Regions from separate parts of the Homo sapiens genome. Here region 1 is linked to region 2. Evidence: read pairs that join two places in POLR2A ChIA-PET (ENCODE). Cell type or tissue: GM12878. All regions are shown on one strand. Each heading gives the region's core, and the rest is flanking DNA. Links, peaks and the distances in the headings are about the cores only.

Region 1 (2,920 bases), core at 183-2,682, 140 kb before region 2:
CTAATGTGCAGCCAGTGTTGTGAGCCACAGCTTATAGACCAATCTGTCTGATTAGGTTGTTTTACTCCTTCAAGCAAAACACAGGCCCTCTGTAGCTACGGTGGTAGAGAAAAATCTCACCTTTGAAAATGCTTTCTAAGCAGGTAGTCAAATTCTCCCACCTACTCAGTAACGGCTCTGGGTCTCAAAACTAGTGTGCACAAGGTTCGCCTGGGTTCCTTGTTAAAGAGGGGGAGTCCCGGGACCCTCTTCCAAAGAGATTCTGATTCAGTCTGCCTGAGAAGGGGCACAGACAATCTACTTCTGAGTAAAATGTCATGTGAAGAGAATGTACTGACCTCAAAAGAAAAAAAAAGAAAACACTTCATTTCCCTTCTTACTCTCATACTAACCCAATGGGTAACCTTGGGCTTAACTTCTGATAGAAATAATGACCACAATAGCTGTTGTTTGTTGAGGTACCTTAGGTACAGTATCTGGATCTTCCTAAGAGCTGTGAGGTGGTATTCTGGGTTTCGTTATGTGCCTTCCTCTGGTAATAGTCTCCTCGGTGTTAAGGAAGTGTCCTTTCTGTATTTCATGTGACTCTGGTGGAATTGCCAATCAAACTGCCCAGTAACACCCCTCTAGGGAGAGGAGAGGCCAGAGGAGGATGTGTTGACTCAATGCCAGCCAATGAGGTTCCTCCTCCGGGGGCTGGAGGCAGGTCAGGGCTTAGGGCGTTTGTAGTCTGCTCTCCCTGGGTAGAATCCCTGACCCAGTCCTTACAAAGATTCCGTTCTTCAGCTCTTTCTTCCATTTCATGAGCTTCCCAGTATCATTCCTGTAAATCTTTTTCTTGCTTAAGTTAACCAGAGTCCGTTTCACATATTAAAGAAACTAATGAAATACTTATTTTCAGATAAAGAAGCTGAAGATTAGAGGAATTAAATGACTAACCCAAGACGCTGCAGCCAGAAGATAGCAAAGTGGGACCCACAGCAGGACAGTTTGGTTTCTGAGTTTACAATCCTGTCATTACCTCACATCACCTTAAATCCTCCTGAGAGCTCAAAAAAAAAGGAGAAGGAGGGGTGGAGGGAGTGCACTTTTCAAATACATATATATCATTTGAAAAAGTATAAAGAGAAATTTAAAAGTTACTATTAACTCCCACACCCATACTTGTAGTCAGAGAACTGGGCTAATTATTAATTTAATTTTATCCATTTGTATCAAATGCCCCAAGTGTTTATCCAGCAAAATTATATATTATATTAGAACACATGACAGAGAAAAAGGGCACAAAAAAAGCAAACAGTGGTTAAAGTCGGGAAGATACCAAAGATAAACATTCCAGCAAAGTAATAATTAGGACCAGAATTCACCACCATCTTGGCTGAGTTTCTATTTTATCAGTTACTGACTTCTTAAATTCATGGATCCTAGATTACAATCCTGAAATCACAAAACAGAGGCTAGACTTGTAAGCAAAAATATGACCCAGTGTATTAGTCTGTTTTTGCGCTGCTGATAAAGACATACCCCAGACTGGGCAATTTACAAAAGAAAGAGGTTTAATTGGACTCGCAGTTCCATGTGGCTGAGGAGGCCTCACAATCATGGTGGAAAGTGAAAGGCACATCTCACATGGTGGCAGACAAGAGAAGAGAATGAAAACCAAGCAAAATGTGTTTCCCCATATCAAACCATCAGATCTTGTGAGACATATTCCCTACCATGAGAACAGTATGGAAGAAACCACCCCCATGATTCAATTATCTCTCACCAGGTTCCTCCCCCAACATGTGGGAATTATGGGAGTACAATTCAAGATGAGATTTGGGTGGGGACACAGGGCCAAACCATATCACCCAGTCATCTTTAGAGCAGTAAATCTTCCAGCTCTTGCTCCTGTCACAATTTCTTTCTCAGACTTCAACCATGCATTTGAGACTATGGGGGGTGGGGAGGGGAATGTATACTTGACCCCATATAACTTTGTTCTGCTGGTCACTGCAGTCCAAAGCCAAGGCCAAGTGGGTCTGTGTCACTGAACAGAAATTAATTTAGCAGAATTTACTTTAGAGACATACATAACCCCTATTTGTCAAGTGCTGAGTTTCTCAAACTGACCTCATTGGAAGAGTCCATGCAGTCTCCCCGTGTCTAGCATCTCCATTGCATACCCTACAACAAATGCCCCGAAACCACTGGTACCTGGCCACATCCTACACATGCCACCCCATAGCACTTCTGGGTCAGTACCAGCAGGCAGTTTATTAGCAAACAATTGACTCCACTGTAAAGAATGTACTCTAAAATATGATTATTTGAATATTTAGCCCCATGGCTATTTATGTCATAGCATTGCTTATAATAGAAAAAAAATGAAAACAATGTAAATATCTAAAAATGAAAGATTAAATACATGATGGCATAATAACTTTAAAAATCTTGTTAGAGAATAGTTAAACATTCATGAGAAAAAATGCTCATGGGAAATGTTCATGAGATACTGTTAAATGAAAAATGAAATAAAAAAATAATTATAGAACAGAATGTTCAATGTGATTCCATTTTGTAAATACTGTATATATAATAAATTCCCATATATATCTTTTTGAGGGGAAATTATACATATATAATATTTATGCATATATATGTATAGTATATACATATACTATTTCCCCAAAAAGAATAGGATATTCATGGAAAGGAGAGTTATCTCTGATAACAATTATAAATTATTTATATTTTACTTTCTTACTAGTCCATATCTCTTAAATTTTAAGAAGAAAGAATTTTTTTAAAGCAAACTATTGAATTGGCCACTGCATGGTCAAAGTAGTTAAGGTTGCAGCTCCCAGTCAGACTTCAGGGAGCTGCTAATGTCCCACAGGACTGGACATTTGGATCCTTAGCTACATGCTATCTGGGG
Region 2 (2,920 bases), core at 304-2,803:
TCCCTAAGATAAACACAGCACAGTCTCTGACCTCAAGGGACTTACAACCTTGATAGAGAGATAAGACTTGGGGACATGAGGCAATGCAAGACCAGTGCCACACATTATGTAATAACATACTCACATGAGTATTAGCAAATGTCCGTGCCTGGAATTTCCCCTGTTCTCTTCCCCTCTTCAGTGCCTTCAAAGCCTTCTCTTGAGTCAATGTTGTTATTTGTGCCTAGTTGAAAGACTGCTCTCTCCTGCACCTAGGCAGCAGAGACAAAGACCCTGACTTCTCTGAGCAGCCTGAAAAGTGACAAAGGGGAATTGGCACACTTGGAGTTGAGAAATTGGCAGAGAGGTGATAAGATAGCGTTTAAAGTCACAGATGTTGCTCTCAGCATTTATTGATTGTAATTCAAGAGAGGAAAAAGGAATAAAACTCTCCCCACACCGGAGGTCCTTTGGAATATGCACCAAACAGTGTCTAGGGAAAAACTGGCATGTTCTTGAAACACATGTTACTCCTCTCCCCTCCCACACCTGCAGCAGACATCACTAATCAATGACAGCACTCTTCGCTGCTGAGCACTGTGTGTCCTTAACACTGTTCTCAGCCCAGCACTCCAGGCAGCCACTGCAATTGACCAGAGTTGCCACAGGAGATGAAGCCTCTTCTATCCCAGCTAGTGAAAGGGAGTGAAGACACCTGGTGCTGCCCTCTGGGTCCCCTCACCTTCTCACAAACACATGTTCATCCACACCTCCTAGCCATTGCAGGTCAAGACACTGTACTTGAATGTTCTCCCTTCTGCTTTTCCAAAGCAGATTCATCCTTTCAGGTCTGGTTCAAATTTCATTTTTTCCAAGAAGCCTCTAGGGTACCCAAACCCAATCTTCCCTCACCCAATCTCTCTTTCCTTCCATTTCCCAGGGCTGCCTTCTGATACCACACAAGGGAGCTCTATCCTATGCCCTCTAGTTTTGTTTCCTTATTACTCTTTCTTCCTCTACTAGACTTTAAACCTCTGATGTCTTCCAAACTTTTTAAAAACTTTGTTCAAAAAAAAAAAACACCTAACACAGGACATCGGATACAGTAGAATATCTGGTAAAGAGGGGTTTTGTTTGTTTTAAATTTCAGTAATGGAATTGTTAACTTTGGGGGTGACTTTTAGTTTTGCTTTCTAGAAGCAGAGGCTGCCATTTGCTTTGGAGCCTCTCCCCTCTTTATTTGGGGAAGCTCATAGGCCTTTCAGTTCCATCAAAGGAAGATAAGTCCCCACTCATTGTCCCTGGAGGAAACTGTGAGGTCTTCTTATATTTGCATGTATGTGCCAAAGAGAGACATGTAAAGTGAGCTTCCAAGCCAGAATGTACACTTGAAAGCAGAAGAAAAATGGTTTTTCCTAGAGAGAAATGCATACTGGACTGTTAGCTCTCCCCATTCCCTACCTGTCATGGACTGAATATCTGTGTCCTCTCAAGATTCACAGGTTGACATTCTAACCACTGATTCGATGATATTAGAAAGTTTGTGGGGGTGATTAAGTCATAAGAGTGGAGCCCTTGTGACTAAGATTAGTACCCTTGAAAAAAGCCCCAGAGAGCTCTCTCTCACCCCTTCTACCAAGTGAGAACACAGAGAGATAACAGTTATCTATGAAGCAGGATGTGGGCCCTCACCTGACACCGAATCTGCCAACACCTTGATTTTGGACTTCCTAGCCTCCAGAACTGTGAGAAATAAATGCTTATTGTTTAAGCCACCCAGTCTACGGTATTTTAGTAACAGCAGCTCGAACAAACTAAAACATTACCCCCAATGGAGTTAATAAAAGTGAATACCTGGGACTCTGGGGAATGCGCTGAGGACCACTAGGCTGGGTCATGGAGCCCACCCTTAGTTAGACTTCTTTAGGGGAGGGAGAGGACTGTATCTGGGCTTGGAGAAAATGTGCAAGGAGTGGTTTTTCCTTGAGATATGGGGCCAGGGCAGGGATGGCAATGAGCAGAAGAGCTTGTGGCTGAGTCAGACAGTCTGGCTTTCAGCAGTGGCATCATGACAACCCTGATGGCAGGGGACAGCAGATCTGCAGCCAGATTGACCAGACTTTCTGACCACAGTAACCAGGCTGATGTCCTGGGTCAGAGTAGCAAGCCTAGGAGTCCCCAAGAACATCCTGGGAGAAGAATAGCCATAGGAAAATGGACTTCTCCATTCAATGAGGGGTCAGAGATACATGGGGTCAGAATCATGTTAATTGACTATTAAGATACAGAGAGAGAAAGCTGCTGCATGTGATCTCTTTCAAGTAGGTGACATACATCTGGGGTCCTACCTATTTGGACTCTATCTCTTCTTACTTCTCCCGCTTTCCTAAAGGGCTCAAGTTGAAAATCATAAATTCTAATCTAAATTCCTTGTTTTATGCCTAAAAGAACCAGAGCCCGGAGACATAGAGAAGATCATTCAAAAGCACATGCCAAGCTAAAGACAATACCAGGGACAGGACCTCATCTTCTGACTCTTGGTCCAGTTCTCCCTCCAACTCAGCAAACAGCCTTTGGATTCCACTTGGGAGTAAGTCTTCACTGAATGCCCACCATGTGCTCAGCCCTGTGCTGTGCTGAGTGAAACACACAGATGTGTAGGACTTAGTGCCTGTCCCCCAACCCACACCCAAGAATCTTACAGTCAGGTTGGGGAGATAAGGCAAGGGAACCCTGACTTCCTCATGCTGTGGGTGGTACTAGAAATCAATCTTCCTGCTTTAGATTTGTACCATTGTTATGTCTGAATATTTGTGATCCTCCCTCACAACCAAAACTCATCTGTCAAAAACTAATCATCCATGTGATGGTATTAGGAGATGGGGCTGTTAGGAGGTGATTAGATCAGATAATGGAATTAGCGCCCTTTTAAAAGAGGCCC

The links. Peaks named below come from ENCODE experiments on the same cell type or tissue, not always from the same donor. Only the 100,000 strongest peaks of a DNase experiment are listed, where the experiment ranks them.
Region 1: POLR2A ChIA-PET joins it to region 2 with 8 read pairs; 3 of 35 experiments call an interaction of 5 or more read pairs at or near these places.

Annotation. Positions count from the first base shown.
Region 1 is chr2:136,349,308-136,352,227 of GRCh38, reverse strand. No RefSeq gene overlaps it. Among named protein-coding and RNA genes, the nearest start is that of CXCR4, 230 kb to the right of the region's middle. In GM12878, for the core only: no CTCF peak of the experiment used is centred there; no DNase peak of the experiment used is centred there.
Region 2 is chr2:136,211,672-136,214,591 of GRCh38, reverse strand. No RefSeq gene overlaps it. Among named protein-coding and RNA genes, the nearest start is that of CXCR4, 95 kb to the right of the region's middle. In GM12878, for the core only: no CTCF peak of the experiment used is centred there; a DNase peak (open chromatin) is centred at 1,341.